2 separate regions of the Homo sapiens genome follow, and region 2 is linked to region 1. A link is an interaction called in ENCODE POLR2A ChIA-PET data of the cell type or tissue named here. Cell type or tissue: endothelial cell of umbilical vein. All regions are shown on one strand. Each heading gives the region's core, and the rest is flanking DNA. Links, peaks and the distances in the headings are about the cores only.

Region 1 (6,973 bases), core at 868-5,867:
GGCCAGGTCTTGAACTCCAGACCTTGTGATCCACCCACCTTGGCCTCACAAACTGTTGGGATTACAGGCGTGAGCCACGGCGCCCGGCATAAATACACTTTTAAAAATGAGATCTAATTTTAACTTGGACTAGCAAAAATTTTAAAGTTTACTAATACTCAGTGTTGGCAAAGGACATAGGAAAAACAACCACAGACACCAACTTTGATGTAAAGGTTAAACTCCATGAAATACTTTGAGGAAAATTTTGGTGAGTATTTACTATAAACATTTACATGGGCATAACCTTGGTCCAGCAGTACTCTACCAGGAATTTATCCTGTAGCTATATTCACACAAGAATGCAAATATACTTGTATATGTAAAAGGATTTAGTTGCAGCATTGTTGTATACATAAAAAATGGAACATGAAATGTCCTCAAATAAGTTATAATTTAGGCACCAAGTGGAACACCACGAAGCTTTATGAAAGCAAGAATTAGATCTAACTGTACCACATTTCTGATCCTGGCTACCTTTCTGACGGTATATGTATGTTCAATACACATCTCGTCTCATCGCTCATTGAGTTCCAGTCACATTGATCTCTTTGTTGTTCTTCCAATAGGCCAGATAAGGTCTGGCTTCTGAGGCTCTGTTCCTGCCTCTCTTTCAGGAAAGATCGTCCCCAGCTGTCCACATGGCTATCTCCTTGCAATCATTCAAATGCCTCCCTGAAAATGGAGGTCTTCTCTGACCATCTCCACCAAAGTGGCCTGTTGTCACTAGCTCTCCTTACTTGGCTTTGTTTTTCTTTAGCAGTGCCTGCCATTTTATTATTATCTCTTTGTCTGGGGTCTATACCCTCCATGAGTGTAACCTCCACTAGGACAGGAACCTTGTAGGTTTTTATTCCATAGAGCTCCTTTAGCTCCTCCATTCTGTATCTTTTATATTGAGCAAAGTATAAACATATAATAAATACTTTTCAAATAAGTTGCTGGACTGTTATGGAAAGATGCTCAAGGGATATTGATAGTGGAAAAAAGCAAGCTGAATAAAAGAATGTAAAGTACTTGGTTAAAAGGAGGGTGTATAGAATATATGGTTTTCTATGCAATAACAATTTAAGAAGGCTACAAGAAACTGTTAATAGATTTTTTATCTTTTTGGTTTACCTTAATGGACAGGGATTTGAGTACTTTATACTATTTTACTGGATTTAATACACAATTTAAAAATTGCAATATATTATCTTTGAAAAAATGTAAGGCCTGCTCCACAAGACTTCTTAAAAACTGAGAATATGCTTGCTGACTTAAATATTATAAACTGAAAATATGTCTAGATTGCTTCAATTATGAAGTCCAAACATTCAATATAACATGCATTATTCAAGCAAATTATTTAATTACCTTCCAAAGCTTTTAGATATTCACTTGGAAATGTCTAGATTTCCTTAATTACTTATACCATCAAACAATAAAAAATTTACATTATTCAAGTAATTTAATTACTCCCAAAAGTTTTTTTTAAAAAATCCTTAAGAACATGAAAAAATTATTTATGTACCAAATTTTCCTTCTTACACATAAAAGAGAAACTTGTAGCTTCACATAATAAAAAATCTGTTTATTATTGAAAACGTCAAGTTAATCATTATTTTAGAAGAGAAACTAATCAAAAGTCACATAAAACAAAAAAAGTAATTACATGGCTTGAGAAATAATTTTTGCCAACCCTATAAAGTAAAATGAACTTAATACATCACGCTTGGGGATACAAAGGTTATTAAGCCAGAATCCATGCCCTCGAGAAACTCACTAGGAAGGATAAAATTCAAACATTTGCAACACAATGTAATAGTTCAAACAGTAGAAACACAGACCAGTGTAAGAATAAAGTAATTGATTGCTTATGTGTATGGGGGCAACAGCAACATATCGAAATCATTACAAATGCTATAAACTTAATCAATGAATTCCCATTTCATTTGATGGATGTTGAAAATAGAGCTTCTAATGCATCATTTATATTCACTGCAAAAGTTTCATTCAGAAACTTTCCTGCTGGCATTATAAACAGATTCACTCTGAATCAGCCAATACTTTATTGTTGCAAAAGTGATGATGATATACATATTATTGTCTCCATATCTCCCAAACACAAATATTATACAAAATATATTTGTGTTAGCAAAGAAAAATATGTGTCAAGAATTTGGGTGTTGGGTCTTGTACCAAGATGCAAAAAGAATGTAGCTCAACTGGACAGAAATCTCTCCAGCAGACTTCTCTGCCAAAGATGTTTTTCTTCTTTCTTTCCGTCCTTTCTTTTTCTTTCTCTCTCCTTCCTTCCTTCCTTTTTTCTCTCTCTCTACCTCCTTAGAGATGAGGGTGTTACTATGTTGACCAGGGTGACTTCAAACTCCTGGACTCAAGCAATTCTCTCATCTCAGCCTCTTGAGTAACTAGGATTACAGGCGCACACCACTGTGCCAGGCTAAAAATGGTTTTTAATTTGTAATTTCAAAAATTCTAAAGTGTGAGTCCTTCCTAAAAGTTTTGTTTTGGGGTTTAGAACACAAACTCATGGAATTCCCTAATTAACTCTTTGCACCTTGTTTTTCTTTTTTCTGTTAATGGAGAAGTACCACCAAACACAGCATATGAAAGAATTACTCTATTTTCAAATGTTTAGCTTTTATACTTACTTCCTTTCTAAGCATAAAAGTTTGTTTCTTTATAACCCAGGTATGTGGGCTTACTTTTCATACCCTCGATACATTCCATGTGGAGAAACACATGATAACATGTAAACATAAAAATGTATGCAAAGACTTTGGTATAACACCCAAAATTAACACAAACAAACAAAAACTCACCCACTGGTGGTGACAGACTAAATAAAGATATTCTGCTCTCCAAGAGTGTCTATCCTTTAGCTGTTACTATTTGGAGCAGAGGCCCCACTTCCCTCTAAATTTAGCTCTTCATGCTACACTATAATCTGCTCCAGTAAGGGTCAGCCTTTATAAGGTACTCACTAAGCCCTTATAAAAGCCCTGGCCTAAGAGAAGCAAGGACACTTTGAATAAGAAACTGCTCGCTTCAACCTAGGAAGATAACAAAGACAGTTCTATTAGGCCAATGTCAAAGGCTGTTAGTACACTGCCCTACAATGTATTTTCAAATCTAATAACTAAAAATACTTAAGTTTAAAAAAATAAAAGTTTAACAGTATCCTCAGAGACAAATCCCCATGGTGGTACAACCTATGCATCATGACAATTTGGCTTCTGTTTTAAAAACTATAAGCCACACACAAAATACACACATATTCTACCAAAATGGAACAGTTCCATGGTTTAAAATAATATTAAAATTGTATGTGAAATGGTAAACAAAATGGACTTAAGTATTTCACATGTCACCTAAGAGACTACATTTCTTGGATACTCCACAAGGTAAAAGAAGGCGATAAGAATACTAAAATGATCCAATCAATCAAATATTTAGAAACTTGATACTATATTAATGAATCGAACACTTTTGCATAAATTCCTATTTTAAGTGTAAATTGAAAGGTTTTTAGGTCTAACCTATTACATTTATTTCTGTTACCTACCTCAGTCTGTTAATCTTCTAACTGTCCTAGCATCTTTTTCAAATTCGGTCCCTTAACTTGCAATGAGACTCTGGGCCCAGGTGTGACAATGAGCCACACTGGCACAGATGCATCTCATAGCAACTGTGCACTAATCCTTCCAGTTACCCAGCCCACCTTAAGTGGATTAGCACCTTCGATGTAGACTGATCAGTCTTACCTGGGACTCTTCTTTAGTTCTCTCCATTTTGGAAAGAAACTGATCTACCAGAGGACTTACCTTCTAGTTGTCCCTACAAGGGAATGACTGCTCCTGTCTAATTATCCAGCACTTTGGTCTTAGATTCTATTTTTGACTGCTCTGGTATGACTCATCTTTGAACTATGATAACCTGCCTTACGTAACATGCTATATTACTAACATGTGCTATGCATATGTTATTCAAACAACTTTATGAGCATATATACTCTAAAGCAGGGAACACAACATTTTTTGTAAAGAAATAAAAGAAAAATATTTTACTCTCTCTGAGGGATATAAGGTTTCTGTTCCAACCACTCAATTCTGCTGTTACAGTGTGAAAGCAGCCATGGACAATATGCAGACAAATGGTCATGGCTGTATTCCAGTAAAACTTCATATTAACACAACAAGTGGTGGACCAGATTGGACCCCCAGGAGGTCCTTTGTGAACTCCTATTCTAGCGCATTGTATCCAATAGAAGTGTCTGTGATGATGGAAACGTTCTCTATCAGCACTATCTAATATAGTAGCCACTACTGATCCCTTGAAATGCGGCTAGTGACTAGACAAATAAATGTTTAATTTTATTTTATTTCCATTAACTAAATTTAAACAGTGTGGCTAATGGTTACTTATGTTAGGCTGTGCAATTCTTATGTCCCAAAACACTTAAATTTGATACAAAGATAAAAATACATCTAAAGAATAGAAATTTTTAATTAATATTTTTCAAATAAAGTAGCTCGAAGAGTAGTCTGCACAAATTTCAAAGCCAGGTGGCTAGAGTGAGGAAAAAAGAAAAATTACCACATTCCAAAGTAACACTCTGTGTGCAGTCAATACTGTTTAAGACTTTAGGAAAAAAAGACCTTTTTTTTTTTTTTTTTAAATATGGAGTCTCGCTCTGTCACCCAGGCTAAAATGCAGGGGTGTGATATCTGCTCACTGCAGCCCCGACCACGTGGGCTCAAAAGATCCTCCCAAGTAGCTAGGACTACAGGCACACTACCAGGCCCGGCTAATTTTTTATATATTTTGATAGAGACAGGGTTTCCCCATGTTGCCCAAGGTGGAAAAAAGACTTTGGAGTCTAAAAATTATAGGGCAACAACATAAAAAAGGATGAGTTCATGTCCTTTGTAGGGACATGGATGAAGCTGGAAACCATCATTCTCAGCAAACTATCTGAAGGACAAAAAACCAAACACCGCATGTTCTCACTCATAGGTGGGAACTGAACAATGAGAACACGTGGACACAGGAAGGGGCCTGTTGTGGGGTGGGGGAGGGGGAAGGGATAGCATTGGGAGATATACCTAATGTTAATGACGAGTTAATGGGTGCAGCACACCAACATGGCACCTGTATACATATGTAACAAACCTGCACGTTGTGCACATGTACCCTAGAACTTAAAGTATAATAAAAAAAAAAATAAAAAAATAAAAACAAAAATTATAGGGCAACAATATCATTCCCAAAGTATAAAACGTTTCATAAAGATATAATAACAACACACAAAACTCAATAAAATTGAGACACTTCACTGCAGTGTTCTCATGAAGTACTTTGTATTTAATAACAAGTTTCAAGAATTACCTTTTATTCTATATTTTAAATGAGTAAAATTATCTACTATTAAAATAAACTTTAAAAATTACCCATAACTATACAACATTTTCCTTTCCATTAATGCTAAAATTAAAAGAACAAGTAACATAAAATCCTTTACAGAAAATAAAGGAATCTAGGAATCTTTTGGGTTGATAACATTGTATTATCATTCTCTCCAAAGAAACAAAAAATAATTAAGTTGGTTCTAAAAGTTTAAATTATTGACACTCTAAGCAACAAACTAACTATATGCCTATAATAACACTATACAATTTGTTGCCTGAAATAACATTAGCTTGTTTAATATCCTTATCATGATTTTGTAACAGCCTCTGCCTACTCAAAATCACTCAGCCAGTACAAAAAGCTTAATTACTAACAAATACTATGAAAGTTGTAGTATTTATAATAATTGAAAAAAAATTAAAATTCAAAACATGACACGAGTTATTTGGGCTTTAATAACTCTTTATAAGGTAGATAGTTGGCACAAGTAAAGAGTCCACCATTAAAGTTCTTCACTGGAAAATATATACATTTTTGAGGAGAATATACTTTTTTTATTGTTTTTTTTTAGTTTTTAAGAGTTTCGCCATGTTGCCCAGGCTGGTCTCGAACTCTTGAGCTCAAGCAGTCCTCCTGCCTCAGCCTCCCAAATTGCTGGGATTCCTCACCTGATCCTGTTTAATGCTTTTTTTTTTTAAGTTATTTTTATTCTTTTATATTATTCAGGATAAGAATGAAAGGAATAGGGAAATGACAGCAACATATAAATATATATATATATATACATTTTTCTGAGACGGATTCTTGCTCTGTTGCCCAGGCTGGAGTGCAGTGGTGCGATCTTGGCTCACTACAACCTCCACCTCCTGGGTTCAAGTGATTCTCCTGCCTCAGCCTCCCAAGTAGCTGGGATTACAGTTGCACGCCACCATGCCCGGCTAATTTTTGTATTTTTAGTACAGACGGGGTTTCACTATGTTGGACAGGCTGATCTCAATCTCCTGACCTCATGATCTGCCCACCCCGGCCTCCCAAAGTGCTGGGATTACAGGCATAAGCCACTGCGCCTGGCCGACAGCAATATTTTTATATTAGAAAAAAGAGCATTTGACCTTATTTTTCCCTTAGAGCTGTTAATGCAAATCTCCTTTCAGAAAACATAAAGGCACCATGAGAAAGTTTTCATTTTATTATAATACTTCCAAAACTACTTTACACCTTAAACTAATTAGAAGACCTAAGTTGTAAATGCTTGAATGCTTGTTTTTAAAATTTCCTTTTAAATAAAAATAAAAATATTACAAAAATTACATTTTAAATATCCATGTAGAAACAAATTAAGGCAACTACACAATGTCACTTACTTTATCTCAGTGAAGCTATTTTCAAAAACTTTTAAGAAGTATAAATTAATTCCTAAAATCCTTTCATTCTAGGAATCACTTCCTGGTCTCTAGTTACTGCAATTCTACTTTTCTAAGAGGTCCCTTAAGGCATGTGCATTCCTTCCTCTGGGCCCTTG
Region 2 (6,973 bases), core at 1,265-6,264, 130 kb after region 1:
ACCTGGAGAAGGCTGAAGTGGAGATAAGAAGGAAGGAAAACAGCCAACCATGGCTTTCTAGTTAATAAAGAAGGCAGGTGGCCCTCTGCAGTCAGCCATAGCTGGATATAGATGGGGGCATATCTTATTTGTGATTGAAGATTGACAGTTGGCTATTATATTCTCATTTATGAACTGGGACTATGACTATGACTCAATGGGCTGTAAGATTTTGTATTACCTAAGAGAGATGAAAAAGGTTATGGGGCTGCCCAGGTTTTCTTTCAGGAGCCCAAGTAGGAATAGCTTCCACTAAGTGGATTTGATAGGACGTGGGAGACAAAAGTAAAATTGCAATTTGATAGCACCTCACAGATTGCCCTTATTCAATGTATCTCATGTGTGTATATGTGTATGTATACCAAATATATATATATGTACCAGATATATATGTTTTATATGGGTTTCTTAGCTCAATTTAAATTTTAAGCAAAAATTTTAATACTTTTAAAGATTAGCTCTATTAGGAATACAAAATTAAGATAGTAGTTTAATTTTAGTAATTGAAAGATAAAATAAAACACTACCTTGTTATGATGAAGCCATAAGTATTTTAATTTTTTAAACCTAGAAAGATCAATGACCTCTGTCAGTTCCCTGGAAAGAAAAAAAAAATGTGAACATTAGCAACAATTAGTTCACACATAGGTAAGTCTGGGCATGTAGTTAGTATGGCTTCGTAGTAACTAGAAAGGCCTCTCTTTGTCCTTTCAAAATTATTGGCACACTCACCTGCTTATTTCAGAAATTCCATCATTATAACTTCATTCACTTGGATTAAGATTTTGTCAGCTAGTTGAAGCTGATACTTGAAAGGGAGCACTTTATCACATTAGCAAAAATTTACACCTCATTATGGCTGAATTTATTGGAACCTTAATTCAAAACAAGTTTTACTGGGGAGAGGACAAAGGAAAAAAGTGAAGCTGATACTGTACTTTCAAGTAAATGTGGGAAATGTAGCTGGGTCCTGCTTCAATATTGTCTGTGGGGTTATTAGTGTGGGGCAATAACCTTGAAGTATTTGGCCAGACTGGACTCAGATGGAAATTGCAGGACACCAAGAGACAGACACTGTGTGAAGTGCTTTATTCTCCCTTTATTTATTAATTATAGGATTAAAATATTACCCACTTCTCTTGAACTGTGTGAGATTCCACCTATCCAAGTGGTCTTGGTTCTTGTTGCTAAGGCAGCTCACTCATCAAAGGGGCAGATGTGGGTTTGGGAGAGGGCACTGTCTGAGGATAGTTGGTCCATTTGATTGATGTGGCCTGGAGTAGTTGGATCTCTTATTTCTCAGGGCAGAAATTGTGGAACCCAAGTAAGTATACATGTACGTATCTGTTTATTTATCAAATGCTTATAGATCACGTATTGTGTGCCAGGTACTTTTCAAAGCATAAAAATATCAATATTTATTATTATTACAGATATTAATTCATTTATGGCAAAATTTTATCACAATTATTTTTAACCTTGGGACACTGAAGGACTAATATTTTTCTAATTTTTATAAAAACATACATTTTTTGAAAGCATGCAACCATTTCTAAACAAAATAAACCTTTTTTTTGCCAACTTTTTATATTGAAAAATGTCAAACCTGAGAAAAGAAGGAATAGTACAATGACCACTTGTATAACCATCGTAATTTTTAACATATTGTCACATGCTCATACTATCTATCTAATTTATATATTTATTGGTTGATAATTTTCTCGGTGAATCATTTGAAAATAAAGTTGCAGGCTTATTGCAGGTGTCTTAGCTTAAGGAGTTCAGCATGTGTATCTCCTATATCAGGGCATTGTCCTGTGCAACCACCATACCATCCTCACACCTAAGAAGATGAAATTGAATTCAGTAATGTAATCTAATATGCCATTCATGTTCAAATTTTTCCCTGTTGTTCCTACATTTTTTTTGGTTTGTTTAAATCCTGTATCCCATTAACATTCATGCATTGCATTTTGGGGTGGTATAACCTTTGAGTCTTTTTAAAGGTAATCATCTTCTTTCCTTTTTCTCCCTTAACATTAGTTTTTTTGGGCTGGGCATGGTGGCTCATGCCTGTAATCCCAGCACTTTGGGAGGCTGAGGTGGATGGATCACCTAAGGTCAGGAGTTTGAGACCAGCCTAGCCAACATGGTGAAACCCCGTCTCTACTAAAAATACAAAAATTAGCTGGGTGTGGTGGCACATGCCTGTAATCCCAGCTACTTAGGAGACTGAGGCAGGAGAATCACTTGAACCCAGGAGACAGAGGTTGCAGTGAGCCGAGATCGTGCCATGGCACTCCAGCCTGGGTGACAAGAGCAAAACTCCATCTCAAACAAACAAACAAAAAAACCAGAAAACATTAGCTTTTTGGAGAGTCCAGGATAATTGTCTGGTAGAATGTCTCACATTATTGATTTTTTGGATTGTTTCCTATTGATCAAATGCAAGGAAGATCACGTCTACTTCTCAATTACATGGGTGGTAATTACTGAATCACATAAGGATCCAAATGACGTCAGTCTGCCCCACTCTTGATGAAGCTAAATTCAGTCATTTGGTTAAGAGGGTATCTGCCAGTTCTTGCCACTGTAAAAGTACAAATTTTATAATTGGAAAGTCATACATGAGGCAAATATCTGAGATCATGTGTGTATCTTGCTCCCTGACAACTCTTTACTCAATAGCTTTAGCTTCAATTGATGATCCTTACCTGAGCCAATAGATTTGGGATTATAAAAAATGATTTTCCTAATGTTCTTATTCTTTTAACATTTATTAGCTGCTATTCTTCTGTAATGAACATCTGTTCCCTCCTCTTCTATCTCATTCATTCTCCTCCCCACCTTCCCTGAATTTTCAAGAGTTTTTTACTTAATCCTTTATCACTTAAAACAATTATCAAATTCTCCCTTATAAAAGACATTTCAAGCAGAATTGTGTGTCTCTTTGATATGTACCATTAGTTTTTGAGCACTTCCCTGGCACAACTAAGTATTTCAGACTCTTCCAAAACAACTTTTTTTTTCTTTTTTAGAAAGGGTTTGGCTCTGTTGCCCAGGCTGGAGTACAGTGGCTCCATCTCGGCTCACTGCAACCTCCACCTCCTAGGTTCATGCGATCCTCCCACCTCAGCCTCCTAAGTAGCTGGGACCACAGGTGCATGCCACCACACCTAGCTAATTTTTTGTAGAGACAGGGTTTCATATGTTGCCCAGGCTGGTCTCAAACTCCTGGGCTCAGGTGATCCACCTGTCTCAGCCTCTCAACGTGTTGGGATTATAGGCGTAAGCCACCACGTCTGGCCTCAAAGCAATTTTTAGTAGGAAATTTGCACAAATAATAATTCATTCTCCTCTCTCACTGTATATATGTAGCTTATTTCAGGGAAAGAGTACTTGGACCTTGGGGCACCCTAACTATTACATGGGGCGATAGTGAGAGTACATTAACTTCATCTGTTCCTATGATAAATAATAAAGAAATCATTACATGGCTACATCAGAGTATCTCATGCCCCACTCAGAGGATTTCCCATAAAAGTTATTTCATTTTATTTTATTATTTTATTTTATTTTTTGAGACTGAGTCTCGCTCTGTCACCCAGGCTGGAGTGCAGTGGCGCGAAAGTTGTTTTAATACACTAAAACTTTAAAGTATTAACTGTGTCAAGTTACTGTCATTAATTTTTTCTTGTAGCAGTAATATCAATGTTGAATTTTCATTGATTAGGTAATGTAATAAATTCATTTTCATTTTTCTTTTTTAAAATTTAATTTTTAAAAAACTTTTACGAGCCCACATCTGATATCATATAAATTCACTTTTCAAGGGTACTTTAACTCTTTCACGTCAGAAGGGTTTATTCTGCACATAAACCTGTCCTAAATCAATAATGGGCTGTTACATTATAAGGTGAGGCCAGTCAAAGGATAATGAGAGGTAATTCTACTAATGATGGCTATGACTCATGCTGACAATAATTATCAACATCTTGTTACAATGTATGTTCTCCATGATCACTCAAGAACACATCGATAAGATGCTTTCCATTTCCCAGAGTCAAGAGAAACTTGGTAAATAACTCAGTATACCAGTGTATTGGCATCTGGACTGGGAAATAGTTTTTGTCCACAGCTGGATGAAATGGTAACTTAGTGTCCTTAAAATGTAAAAGGTGTTATCCTTCTCACAAGGAGTCGATTAATTATCTACTGTCAGGTGATCAATATCTCAGATTTCTAGTATTTTAAAGCTACTCTTATTATCTACTTACTGTAGTGATCAATAGTATACAATTGTCAAAATCATGAAAGATGCAATCTTTTGACCACATGAAATATTTACTGTTATTTTAAAACTAACTGACCTATATCGAGAGGCTCAAAGCATGACCTTAAATGTGTCAGAATGCTCTACCATACCTGTTCCATACTAAAAAATATATTTTTAAACATTTCAAACTGGTTATCAATTTATTCCTTTACTACCAAGAGATTCAGAGCCATTACAAAGGTAAACACTTTTCTCTGTACTGATAAACATATTTATTTATAATAAAATAAATATGTTTAATAATAAAGGATTTCCCCAAATCACTAGAAATAAGTGATTAAATTTGTTGATAAACTAAGGCATTTTCTTTACAAGAAGCTGAGTTCCAAAGATTACATATGAGCAAAAATACGTCAAGCCTATTTAAAAATAATACACAGAATTCAGAGGCATTAAAAAGCACAAAGTAAGGGGGACAAAATGTAGGAATAGGGTCATTGTGCTTAAAATGCAAACTTCAGTGTCATTTATCGGCCAGTGAGAACTGTGGTATCAGAGTCTAATCTTATTTATAACTCCCTTTTCCTCTCATACCTGGGTTCTATCTCATTCTACTCTATAGAAAAACCCAATTTGTTGTCTGCCACCTTGGGGAGTTCGAGTGGAATCAAAGTGGTCTGTTGATATAAGAGAGGGATTTTTCTACTTACCAGTAAAACTGGTATGGGGATTGGTAGAGGTTGTAGTATAATGGAGTTCATTATCATAGTATGTGGTATAATGATTCCTAATAATAGTAATAATGTTAACCATACTAATACTCATTGAGTGCTTGCTGTGTACCAGTAACTTTGACTAACTTTTACTAACTCACCTAAGCTTCACAACAACCCTGAGAATGAGGTAGTATAATTATGCCCAGGGAATAGCGTTGCCAGATAAAATACAGGATATCGGGCTACATTTGAATTTCACGGAAACAGTGAATTTTCCAACTACTATGTGGGACATATTTATACTAACTAAAATTATATTCGTTGTTTCTATGAAATTCAAATTCAACTGGATGTCCTATATACTTATTTGTTAAATCTGACAATCCTAATAGTGAGGTTATATGACATACCCAAGATCACCCAGCTGGAAGAGACAGAGCTGGGATTCAAACAGCCTGTCTCCATAATTTTTTTTTTTTTAATCAATTTCAGTATCTTGTCTCTCCAATAGAAAACTGTGGATTCCAGGAAGTGGTAAAATAATTGGAGTCCTACCCAGTCCTTGAGGGGGAAAAATGGAAAATAACATTTGAATCTGTGAAACATTTTAACATGATCATGATAACATGATACTCTTTCATTTTTTATGTTAAGTACACTTACTTTTTAGAAAGGAACAGCTCAAAGACATCAGCATCCCTCCTGTGGCCACATATCTTTAGCTGATCTTCAACTGCCTGATAACATATAATTAATCTGTCAAACTACATTCCAATGAACAAAAGTGCTGAGGCACTTGCAGTCAGTAACAATAACGTCTACAAGAAGATCAAAAGAAAGGTGAATATGGAGGTAACCATTCTAAACTGATAAATTCCAAGGCTACAATTATATATTATTTACTCATTTTTGTGGTTGAATTTCATTATCCTTAATCCTGGGCACAGATGTTTAAATAATTTTTAATCAGAGAGAAAAAAATATGTATGTGTACGTATACACCAAAAGCAAGTTTTTTTTATTCTGTATGAGGCAAGGTAATTTGGTCTTTAAAGAACTATTTTTAAATGATTCTTTGAACATGAAGAATTAGTATTTCATAGGTTTCCTATAGAGAATTCATGCAGTATCAGGGTTGGAGGTGGAGAGAGTAGGATAAAATGTATGTTATTATAGGACATTCTTTTTTGTGCCTATCACATTATGCTTGGCACCCAGTAAATTCTCAGAAAATGTGAAATGAATGAATACATGTCATTTTTCTCTGAACAAATGAATAAATACATTTTCCCTTGCTTGGCAAGCAGCAGTGACTTCGTTTCTCATGAGTTGCTAACATACTCATGCTGTGAGAATTTTTGGTGGAGAAGCAGCTTTTATTCCCATAGCTCTGTTTTAAAAATAAAACTTTAGCAACAGCTATTTAAATGCTTTACTTTTTTTTCTTAAAGTCCTTTGCTAAATTATAAAATAATGTTAATAGGCCACATGACCTAAAATAATATGAAAAAAGTAAAGTCTGTCTGTAATTTTCCATGAGAAAGTAGAGCTCACAAGACATGACAAAAGTGAAAAGTATAATCTTTGCAATCCTGGAATCTGACAAACATTGTAATTATCAGAGTCAAAACAATCACCGAATTTTAGCTGGGATTTGTTATGAATGGTGAGGTTATAATGACTTATAAATCTTTCTGGGTGATATATGAAATTTTGACAGTGGTTTTGCTATTTGGTAGAGGACTTTAACAGGAGTTATATTTAGTGCAATGAACATATTTAAAGAAATGAGGAAGATAGGTACGCTAGTGATGGAGAGCAGCTGCAAATGTATAGTCCTGAACTTCCCTTGATGCCTTGTTAATAAGCAAGCTGAATCTAGGGGCTTGGAGCATTCATAGGCTCAGGTTTAGGCATTGCCATCAGGGTGCTTTGTTATCCA

Evidence for each region. ChIA-PET counts read pairs that join two places held together with the same protein. Peaks named below come from ENCODE experiments on the same cell type or tissue, not always from the same donor. Only the 100,000 strongest peaks of a DNase experiment are listed, where the experiment ranks them.
Region 2: POLR2A ChIA-PET joins it to region 1 with 5 read pairs; 2 of 35 experiments call an interaction of 5 or more read pairs at or near these places.

Annotation. Positions count from the first base shown.
Region 1 is chr7:16,658,146-16,665,118 of GRCh38, reverse strand. The region is part of intron 1 of BZW2 (basic leucine zipper and W2 domains 2); the gene reads right to left. Among named protein-coding and RNA genes, the nearest start is that of BZW2, 15 kb to the right of the region's middle. RefSeq lists an enhancer at 6,784-6,973. In endothelial cell of umbilical vein, for the core only: no CTCF peak of the experiment used is centred there; a DNase peak (open chromatin) is centred at 3,968; H3K27ac peaks cover 405 bases.
Region 2 is chr7:16,531,290-16,538,262 of GRCh38, reverse strand. LRRC72 (leucine rich repeat containing 72) reads right to left here. Exons shown (of 9, transcript NM_001195280.2): 2 at 5,695-5,768; 3 at 567-636. Among named protein-coding and RNA genes, the nearest start is that of LRRC72, 8.0 kb to the right of the region's middle. In endothelial cell of umbilical vein, for the core only: no CTCF peak of the experiment used is centred there; no DNase peak of the experiment used is centred there.